2 separate regions of the Homo sapiens genome follow, and region 2 is linked to region 1. A link is an interaction called in ENCODE POLR2A ChIA-PET data of the cell type or tissue named here. Cell type or tissue: HepG2. All regions are shown on one strand. Each heading gives the region's core, and the rest is flanking DNA. Links, peaks and the distances in the headings are about the cores only. Region 1 holds the start of LOC124904236 (a long non-coding RNA gene). Region 2 overlaps MYOM1 (myomesin 1).

Region 1 (8,168 bases), core at 2,743-5,242:
GAGTTTGACTTTATAACCTGGGTGTGTGTGGTTAGAGGGAGAACCCTGGTTTTCAGGGTCCAGGCCTTCTGTGACCTGAACACTCCTTACAAATCACATCCTTTCTGGGCACCCCTTTTGTAAGGTGACAGTTTCAGTTTTGAAAGAGTCTTTCCTCATGGTTTTGTGATTTGGGAATATAAATGTATCATATCATGATTTGGAAAACCATGAGAAGATTTCTGTGCTTTGTTAGAAATTGGGAAATTTCAAAGACCATGTTTTCATATTTTTTGAAACAAGTGAAGACAATACCTTTATTTGCTAAGGAAAAAGCTAAATTATTTTATATTCAAATAACCTGAAGTCCCAGAATAATCTACTGGCCATATTTTCACCCCATTTAGGGCAGAATATACTACAGGAGTTCTTAGCCAAACTTGTAATCCTCAGAAATGCTTATAGAATTGGAGCTTTTCTGCAGTTTAGAGCTGGGGGGGGACTCTAGAGGTCACCTGACCATTCTTGTTAGAGAGAACCCCCGGCACAGAGCCCAGACCTCTTCTCCAGCGGAAGCGAGACTTGATCTTGAGTCTTCACATCCTCACCAGCTTCAGGGGACTCCAGGAAGCCCTGAGGGCAGTGTCCCTCAATTCTCATCTCTGTGAGCTATTTATCAAAGGACATGGGCACCTCTGGTTGATGCCAAAAAGCTCAACCAGATTTAATAACACAAACAGTGGTCAGAGGTGGCAAGTCACCCTGTAGGTGGGGCACATGATACGAGGCAGCGTGCATCATGCTAAGTTAGGAAACCTTAGTCCACCCAGGATTTGGGGTGGGGCTGAGGTTGGTGGTGGGGAACCATAACACGTTGTCATTACTGATTGCTGCCCAGATTCCTAGAACAACTGGAGGTGAACAAGTCTAAAACTAACTGTGTTCCTCCAGTCTAGCATGGCCAGTGTTCAAAAAAGTAATTATTTAATTGAGTGGAATTTTATTTCCTCATAGAAATAATGTTGCTATGCCTGTCTCATAATTAGCCAGAGAACTCAACCAGAGTTCTGAGTCCTAGAACAAGGGGGAAGAAGGGCTAATGCAAGAATTTCCTCTTTCTTTCTGGATAAGGGCCAAGTTTCGCTAAAATTTTTGAGACAAACATTTTCTGAGTTCCATTTTCAAGCCATGTTTTAGCTCCCACTCTCCATAGCTAGTAACTTTGGGCTTGAAAATGATACCTTTCCTCCCTCCTAACTCCCCTAAGTTTTAGGAGTGTTTGTGCTCTTGCCACTGAGCTGTGAATGGGTGATGGTTCCTTAAGCGCAGCAGAAGTAGCTGCATTGGAGGAAGAGGATTCTAGTAAACCTACAGGTGTGCTTTGGTAGGCTCACTAGCCAAGTGACAGTGTGCACTGAAATGAAAACTCTGAGGCCTGCTAAGAGGATATATTGAGGGACCATACAAGATTACTGGTTAGGCAGTTTGGGGGAGTAAATTCTCTGAAAGTCTTTGTTTTCAAAGCATGCTCGCCACAGATGAACTCAGGAATTTGGGGGGGAGTAGTTTTGGGACTGTGGACATGAATATGTTTCGGCTATTTGAAAATTATTTATTATTCATTTTTATATTTGTGCCCCCATCTGTTTTCAGTAAGGAAGGATTTAGAAGTAGTTTACAATTAAAACATACATGCACACAGACTGCCTCCACACACACTGTATATTGCATAGCTAAGCCTATTAATGTAGAGGAAACAAAATTGTCTTCATTTAGCAAATATTTATTGTACTACAACTGAGTCCAGTAGATGCATGTAAATCAATTTTTTTTTGTTTGCCTCCACTAATATGTCGGAATTTTTTGCTGCTCTGGGTTTATGAATAACACAGCTGGGCAGATATCCAGCAAATGGCTGTATGAATGCTACCATGTTGAGTTTGCCTGGATACTTGGTCCTGATTACATACTCAGCATACTCAGTGCGTTAGAGTGCCTGGTGAGCCCTGTTTTGTAGATGTGATCCAGGTGTAGTCTTCGTGCATTGGGAAAACACACCTTAGTTACATCACTGTGCCTTTAGGTGTCCCAAAAAGTGAGGCTGCTGGCCTGGCCTAGAGGAGATGGACACAACTCTGAAAGGATCTAAATAAAAATCTCAGTTGGGCATGGTGGCTCACACCTGTAATCCTGCACTTTGGGAGGCCCAGGCAGGTAGATCACTTGAGGCCAGGAAGTGAGGCAGGAAAGGAACAGGAACTACTACACCACCCTTCTTCAGCTCTGTTCACTGTCAAGAAAACAAGAGGGTTTGGGAGTCATTCCACCTACCTGTGGTCCTGAGGCACAGCTTGAGATGTGCTACATTCTGGGATCATTTGGAGGCTTTCAAAAGTACTTGCAGTAGAATCTGCAGATGGGGTGGCCTGATCATGAGGATTCCCCAAGCACCTCAGTGACTGCAACGTGCACCGGGGGTGAGAAGTGAGCCCCAAGGACGATGATGCCCACATCTGACTCATCACTGAGTGAATCCCTGTGGAGCTTTCAAAAGAAAATACAGATTTCCCAGACAGACTGAAGCAGAATTGAAGGCAGTAGTGGAGGCCAAGAATAACTGTTTTGTTTTGTTTTGAAAATGAAACTACAGACTTTATTCAGATTCTTCTTACTAATGTCCTTTTTCTGTTCCAGAGCCCAACCTTACCTTGAATTGTCCTGTCTCCTTAGTCTCTTCCAATCGTGACAGTTCTTTAGTCTTTGCTTCTCATGACCTTGATGTTTTGATGAGCACTGGTCAGATATTTTGTTGAATTTGTCTCTACTTCGGTTTGTCTGATGTTGTCTCATAATTAGATTGAGGTTGTGTGTTTTTGGTCAAAATACCTCAAAAGTCCTTTTCAGTGAGTCATACCAGGAGTCCCTGAGGTCAGTGTGTCTTAAGTTTTCCCGATCACTTGATTATGGTGGTGTCTTCCAGGTTTCTCTACTATAGAGTTAAAATTTTTTCCTTTTGTAATGAATGTGTATCTTGGGGAAAATACTTTGAGAATATCCAGACATCTTGTTTATCTTGTTTCTCCTTCAACTTTTTTTTTTATTTTTTATTTTTTAAAAGACAGAGTCTTGCTCTGTCGCCCAGGCTGGAGTGCAGTGGCGCAGTCTTGGCTCACTTCAGCCTCCGCCTCCTGACTTCAAGCAGTTCTCCTGCCTCAGCCTCCTGAGTAGCTGGGACTACAGGTGCCACCACTCCCGGCTTCTTTTTGTGTTTTTAGTAGAGATGGTTTCATCATGTTGATCAGGCTGGTCTTGAACTCTTGACCTCAGGTGATCCACCTTCCTTGGCCTCCCAAAGTGCTGGGATTACAGGTGTAAACCACCGAGCCCGGCCTCTCCTCAAACTTTGTCTTCTGTTTTTAACATCCATTGATGGATCTTGCCTTCCATAAATAATACTGTGATATATTCCAATAGTGAGTTTCTAGTTTCTTCATTTTTTCTTCATTAATTATAATTCATCTGTAAGAGCTGTCATTTCTCACTTATATATTAATTTATTCTATCAGTGAGGACTCAAGAATATTTTATTCAGCTAATTGTAATCTAGTAATCCTGTTTTGTTGCTCAGATTGTCCTGTGTTTAGCTCTTGGGAGTATACTCCTGTTTTTTCTCTGACATACGTTTGCTCTTTTGATTTTGAGCATTTCCCAGTCTCTGACTCCACGAGATGCTCCAGCATTATCTTGTATTTTCCTGCCCACAGCCATGGAATGAATCAACCACTTTTCCAAGGAACCCTGGTTCCTTTTATTGGAGAATGATATTCAGAAAGCAAGATCTGAGCCATAGATATGCACATTGTTTTGAGAGTATCCTTGATTCTAGGTCCTCTTAACAGAGAGTTAGGATATTTGAGTGTGTTTTCTAGCTCAGGTATAAACACATCAGTGCTTGTGCATCTAGTTACCTGTGTATGTACTTTAAAACCATGGGTTCATACCGAGACCTCCAATTCCAGTCCAGCACCACAGGGTTCATTTTAGCTTCCTCTCTAGGAAGTTTTATTTTTAGAAGCTTTCCCAGGTGTTTATGATTTTTTTTTTTTTTTTGACAAGGTCTCACTGCCACCCAGTCTGGAGTGCAGTGTAGGAGGCAACCTCTGCCTCCCAGGCTCAAGCAGTCCTTTCGCCTCAGCCTTCTAAGGAGCTAGGACCTCAGGTACGTGCCACCACACCTGGCTAATTTTTGTATTTTTTTGTGGAGACTGTGTTTCTCCATGTTGCCCAGGCTGGTCTTGAACTCCTGGGCTCAAGTGATCTGCCCACCTTGGCCTCCCAAAGTGCTGGGAATACAGACATGAGCCACCACACCCAGCCCCAGCTGTTTGTGATTAATTAGTCTTGGGGAACGATGACTTTTGGATGTATATCTGTGGATCCAAAGGCTCTTACGGCTTAGTTAAGTACTCTTTGTTAATGAACAGTCTGTTCCATGGTGAAGTATCATTTTCCATAACTGGGTTAATCATCATTTCTTCTTATACTAAAAAGAATTTTTATGTCACTCCTAGCTAGCTCTCATTAGTAAAGTAAGTCCCCTGTTTTGCGTGGGAAGTGGTACAGTTTCATGGCCAGTATGCTTATAAACATTTGTCAGAGAAATTGAGCACACCTCAGGAAATGTTTAGTGGGTTGAATGCCCAGGGAAGCTGTTAAACATTTTAAAAAACATGTAAACAATCCACGCAGACAAATGACAGGCTTACGATTCCACTAAAACCAAATTTATTTTAGTCCTTGAGTTATCTTCTTTTTGATAAGGCAGCCTACATTCTTTTTTCCACGTGTAGCTTGCTTTCTAAAGCAGGTGCTCTATCAGACTTCTTGATAAGAAACCCTTCAACCCCAGTTACTGAGAGTACTGACTGTGAACTTTGGGCCTGCATGTGCTTGTTAATTTAGTAGCTGCCACCTTAGCTACAGGAGTTGCAATGGTAGTCCATCTGGCTGGTTCTTACCCTCATTTACTAGGATACAATATGGTACAGGTTGAGAGACCTTCACCCCAGGGCATTAACACAATTAGGACACGTAATTACTTGACATTTTAAACTTCCCTAATTGTGTTAATGTTAACTGTGATATTAACTAAAGTTCTTTAATGGGTGAGAGAGGATGAGATGGGAAATAAGGGGGATGAGCAAAGTTTAACATGTCCTTCCCTAGACATAGAACCTATAGTAATATATTACTTTGTTTCCAGTCTGGGGCTGTAATTTGGATAGTGGAAGAATCGTACAAATTCCTGACTTCTAGGTCAGTGTGTAAATAGAAAAAACTTCCGATAGAGTTGGAGTGTTTCAAAGTTGGAGTGTTTGAATTTTGGATAAAATTCAAAAAAATTGTATCCCACCAATGTCAGTGATAGTCAACCCTGAAAATACTGCACATGGCTTCTATAGCAACCTGCTGAAATTGTGTGCCTTTTGTATGTGGAATTAAGCCAAATAATCAGATTTCCTGGCTTATTTTAGAGTTGCTTATGGTTATCAATAGTCGCCACCAAAATAGGTTTACTACACAATTCTTTTAGAAGGTTTAGGATAAGGACATACCCCTTAAAACACACTTTTATGTTCATAACGTAATCGTATCTGTAAGACTACTCATAATAAAAGGCTTGGCTAGGCGTGGAATCCCAGCACTTTGGGAGGCAGAGGTGGGTGGATCACCTGAGGTGAGGAGTTCGAGACCAGCTTGACCAACATGGAGAAACCCCGTCGCTACTAAAAATACAAAATTAGCTGGGCATGGTGGCACGCGCCTGTAGTCCCGGCTACTCGAGAGGCTGAGGCAGGAGAATCACTTGAACCCGGGAGGCAGAAGTTGCAGTGAGCTGAGATTGCACCATTGCACTCCAGCCTGGGCAGCAAGAGTAAAACTCCATCTCAAAAAAAAGGCTTAAGATTTTTCATGTATGGTAGCATATGGAAGAATCATCATAGCCTTCTAAAAGCCTTTATGAAATTCCTACCCACACATAGCCTGAAAATTCCATAAATTTTTAGGAGCTGTTTTAGGTTTCAGTGAAACAAGAATGGGTATTTAAGATGGACATACCAGGGCTTTTGTCTGGTCATGTCTCTGGGTAACTGCTAGACTATAGATAAGTTGCTTCTCTGGGCCTCAGTTTTCTTATTAGTACAATGAATATAACATTTACCTCACCTAGTTGTGAGGATTAAATCAGATGAGGTACGTAAAATGGCATTTGGGGTTTAAACAATTTTTGTTTGTTTGTTTGAGTCAGGATCTTGCTCTGTTGCCTAGGCTGGAGTGCAGTGGCACAAACATGGCTCACACTACAGCCTTCACTACCCTGGCTCAGGCATTCCCTCCCACCTCAGCCTCCGGAGTAGCTGGGACTACAGGCATGCGCCACCACACCCAACTACTTTTTAAAAAAATTCTCTGTAGAGATGGAGTCTCCTTACATTGCCCAGGCTGCTCTCCACCTTCTGGGCTCAACTAATTCTTCTGCCTTGGCCTCCCAGAGTGCTGGGATTACAAGTGTGAGCCAACGCACGCAGCCTAAAATGGCAATTGGAAGGGGTAAGTTAGTGCCCTCTCCACTTTTTCCCCCATCATCTCCCTGTAACTAACATTAGGAAGAATAATGAGTAAAACATCTGAATTACAGCTTATGTAATTTGTTGAGGATATACAATGTTTAAAAAGTTAAGACCATGAGAAAATGAATTTGAATTTTCACCAGTATAGAGGTGAATTTACATTTTAAGCAAATCCCACATGTGAAAATCCAAACTTAAAAAACAGTTACGTTATTTTACAAAGGAAGGATTTCTCTAATAACAGGCTCCCCCAAGGACACTGAAGATTCCTTAAAAACAATACCAGTAGAAGCCCAGGCGCGGTGGCTCACGCCTGTTAATCCCAGCACTTTGGGAGTCTGAGGCGGGCGGATCGCGAGGTCAGGAGATCGAGACCATCCTGGCTAACACGGTGAAACCCCATCTCTACTAAAAAATACAAAAAAATTAGCTGGGCGTGGTGGCAGGCGCCCGTAATCCCAGCTACTGAGGAGGCTGAGGAAGGAGAATGGTGTGAACCTGGGAGGCAGATTGCACCACTGCACTCCAGCCTGGGCCACAGAGCAAGACTGCATCTCAAAAAAACAAAACAAAACAACAACAACAACTAAACAATACCAGTAAAATCAACTTTGTAAAAAGATATCTTAGCAATCCCGTTTTAAAATATCCAAATAAAATGAAATTATGTTCACACAAATGCCTGTACACAAATGTTTATAGTACAGAATGAGCATCCCTAATCCAAAAATCTGAAATCCAAAATGCTCTAAAATCCAAAACTCTCTGATGCCACAAGTGGAAAATTCCACACTTGCCCTGGTGATAGGTCCCAGCCAAGATGCAGTTAAAGCTTTGTTTCGTGTGCAAAATTAATTGAAAATATTTTCTATAATTACCTTCAGCCTATGTGTTTAAGGTGTATATGAAACATAAATGAATTTTATGTTTGGACTTGGGTCATTATGTATATGCAAATATTCCAAAATCTGAAAATATCCAAAATTCAAAACATTTCTGGTCCTGAGCATTTTGGATAAGGGGGATACTCAACCTGTAGTTTTATTTGTAATTGCCGAAACCTGGAAACAACCCAGATATCTTCTAGCTAGTGAATGGATAAACATTTGATACATCCATGCAGTGGGGTACTACTTAACAGGGAACAGACTACTGATACATGCAGCAGTATTGATTAATGTCACGTGGACTGTGCTAAGCTAAAGAAGCCAGAATCCAAAGGTACATACTGTATGGTTCTATTTATATGATATTCCAGAGATGGCAAGACTAGGGACAGAAAGCAGATCAGTGATTGGCATGGGTGGGGAAGAGGGATTGACTCCAGATGGGTTTGGGCATTTTGGAGAGCAGTCTGATTGATCTGTATCTTGATTATAGTGGTGGCTACAGCAATGTGTGGTCACAGCTAACAACTGTACACTACAAAAGGGTTAATTTTCCTGCCTGTAAAGTGTATGCTTTTTTTTTTGTTTTAAGAAAAATCTATTTTGAATAGTTCAAGGTACAGCTATTTGTAATCTTAAAACTTCATAGCTAAATTGGCATGAACATTTA
Region 2 (8,168 bases), core at 3,634-6,133, 170 kb before region 1:
ATTTGGCCTAAATAACATTGTTCTCTGACTTGGTTTCTATTCAGATCGTTGTTCCAATTCTCTTTTCATTTTTGAGTAATGAAATCTCATTGTAGAAATCACTAGAGATGGATAATCTGTGTCATATTAGCACAATGGGTTTGCACCAAGGGTGTGTTGAACTTCGCAGTACATAAATACATGCAATTGTGCTCAGAACTATTTGTAAGAAATATTTCTAATAAATTATATACTATTTAACCATCCATGTGAACTAATGCTTCCACAACATTTCATCATTTAGTAGTGATGAATTGTGAAGGTTTAGATATATTCTTTTTTGTGCTTTATTGTCTTTGGCACATTTCCAGGGGATTTTTAAACTTTGACCAGTGAAAGGCCAGGGACAATAAGTACATTTTGTTCTCCTCTGGCCTTAGTCATAGTGAAAATACCCACCTTGTGGCTATTATTTATTAAGCATTTACTGTGTGCATGGCACTGTTCTAAACACTTCGCATATATTAACCACTAACCCATAACCGCCCTTTAAGGTCGTTGCTATTATTTCAAGTAGGAAATGAGGCCCGAGACCACATATCAGTGAGGAAGCACTAACTCACCTAAGATCACGCGGGTAATAAGTAGCAGAACTAGAATTCAGATGTGAGCCTGGCTGTAGGTTTGTGTTCTTTCTGCTCCAACGTGCTGCGGAAAGTGTCAGGAGCAGTGAGTTCCACCTTTCTTTCTGCCCACATGAGGTTAGGAAGGATGCTCTAGTGTCACTGGGTCACCATAGCAGTATCTGCACAGAGAAGAGGCTGAGTCCTGGCAGAATCTCTGGAGACAGGTGTAGATTGAAGAATTGTCCTGGCCCTATCAGCTTCTGCCACAGCCCCACCTCCCCAAACCCCTAGCAGCTCCAGAATTTCTACCAAGGAGGATTAGGGGAAATGATGGAAGGCAGGGATTGAAGCCACATTTGACAGCACTTTACATAAGGAAAGTGAGGAAGTTGTCTATTCCACTTTACATAAGGAAATTGTCTATTGTCCATATCAAAGAGAGGAAGGTGATTGTGAGGAGGGGAGATACACCCCCCACACCAGCCACCTCTGTCCTGCCACTGGCAACCCCCACGCCCCTGAGAATCATTTGGGAATTACACATTTTGGACATAGAGCCCATGTTGGGGAAATGATATGAGCTAAAAGTACAGCACTCTGCTCATAAAAAAAGTAAGAGCTGCTTAATCCTAATCTGTAAAATTTAATCACATGTTGAACCCCTAAAGCTTTGTTGATCAGGCCAACAGCATGATATGAGCTGTCATATTTGTCTGCTGGGAATGACCCACTCCATCCCCAGGTACCAACTGCTGTAAAAGCACTCAATTAGAAATCAGTGTTTCCAAGTACCCACTCAATCTGCCCCTGCCAGGACTGGGCATCTCCCCACCTGTCATCAGTCTCTTCTGTTAAAGAAACAAACATCTTCACAATAACCTTCTTACCCTCTACACAGGATGGAATGACCATGAAGTGAGGAAATATGGTGAACTCTTTTCCAAACTACAGTGCAAATAGTTAGGTTTTAAGACGCCAATTTTCTCAATAATACCTCTGTTTTTCAAAGAAAATACCTAAAGAAGACAAAGAAGTCACTAATGGTAGAATTGAAGGCATCAGCCGGGGAGATGTTTGGGGATCTTCTCCAATGCTAAGATTGGAGATATTTATCTGCTTATCCCAGCAACCCCCAAACCCCTCTGCTTTCTACACAAGGCCCCTCAGATGCCTGCTTTTTACGAGTTCAGGAAGGACCTGAGGCTTCTTTCCTCTTGGTAAAGAAGACACAGTGCATTTGAGTGAAACGGAGTGCCTGCATGCAGTTCACCAGGTAGCGAGCCACGCCTGACTTGGATATTTTATAGGGAGAAGATCTGAAACAACTGGGTGATTCTGCAGCTCTGGAGATATTCATTAAGCCATACTTCTTTTAATATTTTTGTCAATCACGCTCATTCCTTTAGGTGTGAGGTGGGCACAGATAGCTGGTCGCAGTGCAATGACACACCTGTGAAGTTTGCTCGTTTTCCTGTCACTGGATTGATCGAAGGTCGTTCCTATATCTTCCGAGTTCGAGCTGTGAATAAAATGGGAATAGGTTTCCCATCTCGAGTTTCCGAGCCCGTGGCTGCTCTGGATCCGGCTGAGAAAGCTAGACTTAAAAGTAAGCACTTTTCATTTTTCAGGACCTTCCCTAAACCTTTTTAAAATGACTGCAAGAATCAGCTTCATTGCAAGGTTGTTTCTCTCCCTTCCACTAGAGGGAGACAAGAACAAGAAATCCTTTTTTCATCAGAAAATCCGAGGGGGAGAATCCTTCGCAAACATTGCCTTAGCCATTCTCTTAAGGGTTTTATTTTATTTTATTTTATTTTATTTTATTTATTTTATTTTATTTTATTATTTTATATTTTATTTTATTTTATTCAGAAACATTTATGTTGTTAAACTGAGTTCCAGGCATTGTGTGTGGAATGAAGTATAAAAGCAAAGAGGCTGGAGAGCATTTTTATTCCTGTTATTATACATTCCAAAAATAATAAAAATAATTTTCTTTCTGGCTCAAGGTCTATTTCTTTACCTTGGAGTCCACCCTTAGAGCATTAATATCTCAGCACAGTGCGTCTCTCTATATCAAAGGAAAAACAGATAGACAACGTTATATCTAATCTATGTCTGAGTTCTCATATTAGACTGTCAAAAATCATTTTTTCAGGCCTGGCGTGGTGGCTCACACCTGTAATCCCAGCACTTGGAGAGGCTAAGGTGGGAGGATGGCTTGAGCCTAGGAGTTCTGAGACCAACCTGGGCAACATAGAGAGACCCCATCTTTTAAAAAAAAAAAATGAAAAAAATGAAAAAAAAAAAAAAAAAAAAAGCCAGGCATGGTAGCACACAGCTGTAAGTCCCAGCTACTCAGGAGGCTGAGGTGGGAGGATCGCTAGAGCCCAGGAGGTCAAGGCTGCAGTGAGCTGTGATTACACCATTGCACTCTAGCCTGGGCAACAGAGCAAGACCCTGTCTCAATAATAACAATAATAATAATCTTTTAATATATGTAGTCTCCAAGTCTTAATGTCAAAACCATGGTACATGAATCATGCCCTGTAATCATGCCTTGTATTTGTTTCATGGAAACCCATATGGCATCTCCAACAATAGGGAACGTAAAATGACATTATGAGAAGAGTTGGATAGTAACATTTCAGGCTTATGCCAGGCTTCTCAACCTTGGCCCTACTGGCACTTTAGGCCAGTAATTCTTTGTTGTTGTGGGAGGTGGCTAGGGGTGTTCTGTTCATTGCAGGAGGCTGAGCAACATCCCTTGTCTCTACCCACTAGATGCCAGCAGTGTCATGGAGACACTACCAAATGTCACCTAAAGGGCAAAACCACCTTTGTAGAGGACTGCTGGTCTGTGCTACATTCACAATGTTATTCTTTACCTTCAGTACGTGTAGTGGCATCGTAAAAGTCTAAATAAAATAATGTCACTGGCTGGGCATGGTGGCTCACACCTGTAATCCCAGCACTCTGGGAGGTCGAGGCGGGTGGATCACCTGAGGTCAGGAGTTCGTGACCAGCCGGGCCAACATGGCGAAACCCCGTCTCTACTAAAAATTACAAAAAATTAGCCAGGCGTGGTGGCGGGCGCCTGTAATCCCAGCTACTCGGGAGGCTGAGGCAGGAGAATCATTTGAACCCGGGAGGCGGAGGTTGCAGTGAGCTGAGATCGCGCCACTGCACTCCAGCCTAGGCGACAGAGCGAGACTCCATCTGAAAATAATAATAATAATAATGTTACCATTTCCCCGGCAACCGTGTCTCATCAGGCTCCTTGATTGCTCTTCAGTCACTCTTCACCAACCCTCCAACTTCCTGCCCTCCTTTCTAAACTTGCAAATTCCATCTCATACTTTCGTTTGCTCCTCTTTTATCAATTCCAATCAAAATAAGATTTGTTTGAACTAAAAATAAGTTACCTTCTTTACTGCCTTTCTGTTTTTCACAAACCCTGACAAAAAGTCCCCTGGTTAATGCAAGAGTAGAACTACTCTGTCTTTCTGATGTTTATGGGATCATACAAGTGAATTTCCTCTTTAACTTTGTACCCGTATCATTCATTTTCCTTGCTCAGGATCTCAACTGATTTCCTTTGGAGATAATATTTTTCAAAATATAATGGGAAAAATTTGCTTTGCTGAGCTTTACCGCAGGATCGGCACCCCCTCTCCTCTTTCATCTTATTATGACAATAAATAACTACTGGGCTTACAATTGTTCTGGAAATGTTTCTCCCAAACGCATGCTATCCTTCAGAGGGGATGAGCAAGCCTACCTGTTCCAGGAGATTCATATTGAACAGTTACATGAACACAGGTTACTTACCTAGCTTGTGCAAGTACAGTTCCAGAAACATCTACTCAGCCAGTCCAGGCAGATTCTAGGCTCCAGCAGATTATGAGTCCCTTGAGGACCGGGGCTGTGCTTCCCACAGTGCCCTCTACATGATTGATACCATTCATGGGAAAACACATAAGTCTATTAGTAACAAACCCAGTTGTGACTAATCTGGCCACTTTCCCAATTCATCAGTGCAGCTGATAAATTGCACACTTGTAAACGTTTGTGATTCTTATATTTGTCTTTATTCAGGTCGCCCCTCAGCACCCTGGACTGGACAGATCATTGTTACTGAAGAGGAACCTTCAGGTAAGAAGTCTGGTTGCCCCAGATACTATTGCTGATGTTTTGCTAAGCAGTTTGCCTTTTGTTGTGGAGGGTGCAGTGTGTATTGCTTAAGATGTTTTGGTAAGAACATTCTAAAATATCTGGAGATTGTAAATAACTTATGTCAGAGAATCCCATTTTATTTTTAAAGCTTTCTTGAGGTGTAATTGTCATACGGTATACTGCAAATATGTAACATGTACAATTTGATAAATTTTACACATGTATATACCCATGAAACCATCACCATTTTCTTTTTTTTTTTTTTTTTTTTTTTTTTTTGGATGGAGTCTCGCTCTGTCGCCCAGGGTGGAGTGCAATGGTGCGATCTCGGCTCACTACAAGCTCCGCCTCCCGGGTTCACGCCATTCTCCTGCCTCAGCCTCCCGAGCAGCTGGGACTACAGGCGCCCGCCACTACGCCTGGCTAATTTTTGTATTTTTAGTAGAGACGGGATTTCACCGTGTTAGCCAGGATGGTCTCGATCTCCTGACCTCGTGATCCGCCCGTCTCGGCCTCCCAAAGTGCTGGGATGACAGACGTGAGCCACCGCGCCCGGCCACCATCACCATTTTCAAAATAATGAACGTATTTGTCACCCCTAAATTTCCCCTGCCCATTCGTAATTCCTCCTTTTCATGTTTCCCCATCTCCAGCCATCACTGATCTGCTTTCTGCCACTGTAGTTTACATTGTCCACAATTGTAGATCAGTTGAATCATGTTCATTTTTGTCTGTTTTTCTTTACTCAGCATAATTATTTTGAGACTTATCTACGTTGGTGTGTGTATCAATTCGTTCCAAAGTATTTATCCATTCACTGTTGAAAGCTTCTATGAACATTCTTAACTGTTTCTGTGGACATATGCTTTCATTTATGTCTTGTGTAAATACCTAGGAGTTGAATGGATGTGTTCTGTGGTAGGTGTATGCTTAATTTTTAAAGGAACTGCCAGCTGTTTTCTGAAATGATTGTACCACGTTCCCTTCCCCTCCAGCCCTACGTGAGAGTTCCACTTGCTCCCGCATTGTCACTAGCACTTAGTGTGGCCAGTCTTTTCAATTTTAGCCATTCTAGTGGGTTCATAGTGGTATTTCTTTGTGGCTTTGATTTGCATTTTACTCATAATGTCGAGCATCTTTTCATGTGTTTATTTGCCAGTTTTTGTGACATTGGGCATCTTTGTCAAATCCAGGTATTTTTCCTGTTTTTTTCCCCCTGGAAATGTTATAGCATTAGTTTTTACTTTTCACTCTGTGATGCATTTAAAATTAATTTTTTCTACATTACAAGAAGTAAGGGCCTCAATTATTACTATCGTTCATACTTGCATATGGCTATTAAATTATTTCAGCAATATCTATTGAAAAGATTGTTCTTTACCCAACGAATTTGTATTGGCACCATTGTCAAATTCAATTGATTACATATGTGTGGATCAATTTCTGGAATCTCTATTGGTCAATTTTTTTCCCCTTCCATCAATACCATACTGTCTTTATTACTATAGCTTTTCTGAGCTTCATTTTTTCATATATAAATTTTAGCATCTTCAAATCAGTATAAGTCTTCTAATCTTGTGTTGGGTTTTTCCCCCCCAAAGTTGTTTCAGCTATTCTGTCTTTACATTTCTATAAAAATTTTAAAATCAGCTTATCAACTTCTACAAAAAACATGCTGGGATTTCAGCCGAACAGCATTGAGTCCTTTGATTTATGAACATAGCCTGTATCTCCATTCATTTAGCTTTGTTTTCATTTCTCTCACCTTAGTAGTAGTTTTAGTGAGCAGGTCCTGCACATTTTTATAGATATAATCTCATACATTCGTTTGCTCCTCTTTTATCAATTCCAATCAAAATAAGATTTGTTTGAATTGAAAATAAGTTACCTTCTTTACTGCCTTTCTGTTTTTGCACAAACTCTGACAAAAAGTTAGAGTATCTGACTTTTTATATATATATATTTCTATATAATATATATATTTATCTATAATATATAATATTTATATATAAATATATATATTTATCTATAATGTATAATATTTATATATAAGATATATATTTATATATAATATATAATATTTATATATAATATTTCTGATGATGCTGTAAATGGTATTGTTTTTTATTTTAATTTGTTTTTATGCTAGTATAAAGAAACACAATTGATTTTTGTATATTGATTTTGTGTCCTGCATCCTTGCTGAACTAATTTATTAATTCTCACAAACATTAGGGTTTTTTATGAAATTTATTATGGATTTTCTATTACAGGATTATGCCATCTATAAGTAAAGATAAATTAACTTCTTCCTTTTCAATCTGGATACCTTTTATTTCTTTTTCTTTCCTTATTGCTCCATCTAGAACCTTTAGTACAATGTTGAATAGAAGTGGTAGACTGGTCATCTTTGCCTTTTCCTGATGTCAGGGGGAAAGCATTCAGTCTTTCACCATTAAGTCTAACATTAAGTGTAGGTTTTGTATAGCTATCCTTTATCAAGTTGAGGAAAATTTCTTCTACTCCTGGTTTTCTGAGAGTTTATATTAGGAAAAAGTGTTGGATTTTGTCAAATGCTTTTCCTGTATCTATTGAGACGATCGTATGATTTTTATTTTTCCATTAACATGTTGAATTACATTGATTAATTTTAGATTATTAAACCGAAATAAAATAAATAACGCAAACTAAACCTCACAGTCCTGGGTTGAATGTCACTATGTTATGCTGTGTTATCCTTTTTATACATTGCTGGAGTTTATTTGCTAAAAATTTTTAAAGGAATTTTTGTGTCTATATTCATAAAAGATATTGGTCTGTGGTTTTTCCCAGTAAAGTCTTGGTTTGGTTTTGGTATTGGGGTACTGAGTGGAAAGTATTACCATTATTTTAATTTTTTGAAAGAGCTTGTGTTAACTTTTATTATTTTTTTTAATTAAACATTCAGTATAATTTACCAGCAGAGCCATCTAGGCCTGGAGGTTTGTTTTTTGGTTTGTTTGTTTTGTTTTGTTGTGGGAAGCTTTTATACTGCAAATTCAATTTTTAAAATAAATTTAGGACTATTCAGGTTATTTACTTTTTCTTGAGTAAAATTTAATAGTTTTCATCTTTCAAGAAACTTTTTCATTCATAAAGTTGTTCATATTTTCTTATTATCCTTTTAATACCTGCAGAATCTGTAGTGGTGTCACCTCTCTCATTCCTAATATTCGTGTTTTACTTCCTTTGTCCTGACCTGACTAGAAGTTTATCAACTTTATTGATGTTCCCAAAGAAACAGCTTTTGGTTTCATTGATTTTCTATATTTTTCTTCTGTTTCCAGTTTTATTTATTTCTGTTCTTATCTTTATTATTTCCTTTTTTCTGCTTATTTGAGTTTAATT

The links. ChIA-PET counts read pairs that join two places held together with the same protein. Peaks named below come from ENCODE experiments on the same cell type or tissue, not always from the same donor. Only the 100,000 strongest peaks of a DNase experiment are listed, where the experiment ranks them.
Region 2: POLR2A ChIA-PET joins it to region 1 with 11 read pairs; 4 of 35 experiments call an interaction of 5 or more read pairs at or near these places.

Annotation. Positions count from the first base shown.
Region 1 is chr18:2,973,113-2,981,280 of GRCh38, reverse strand. The region is part of intron 1 of LPIN2 (lipin 2); the gene reads left to right. It overlaps LOC124904236 (a long non-coding RNA gene), which reads right to left and starts at 2,926. Exons shown (of 2, transcript XR_007066268.1): 1 at 2,311-2,926. RefSeq lists an enhancer at 5,917-6,418. In HepG2, for the core only: no CTCF peak of the experiment used is centred there; no DNase peak of the experiment used is centred there.
Region 2 is chr18:3,145,737-3,153,904 of GRCh38, reverse strand. It overlaps MYOM1 (myomesin 1), which reads left to right. Exons shown (of 38, transcript NM_003803.4): 12 at 2,012-2,211; 13 at 4,704-4,760. Among named protein-coding and RNA genes, the nearest start is that of MYOM1, 70 kb to the left of the region's middle. RefSeq lists an enhancer at 672-761. In HepG2, for the core only: no CTCF peak of the experiment used is centred there; no DNase peak of the experiment used is centred there.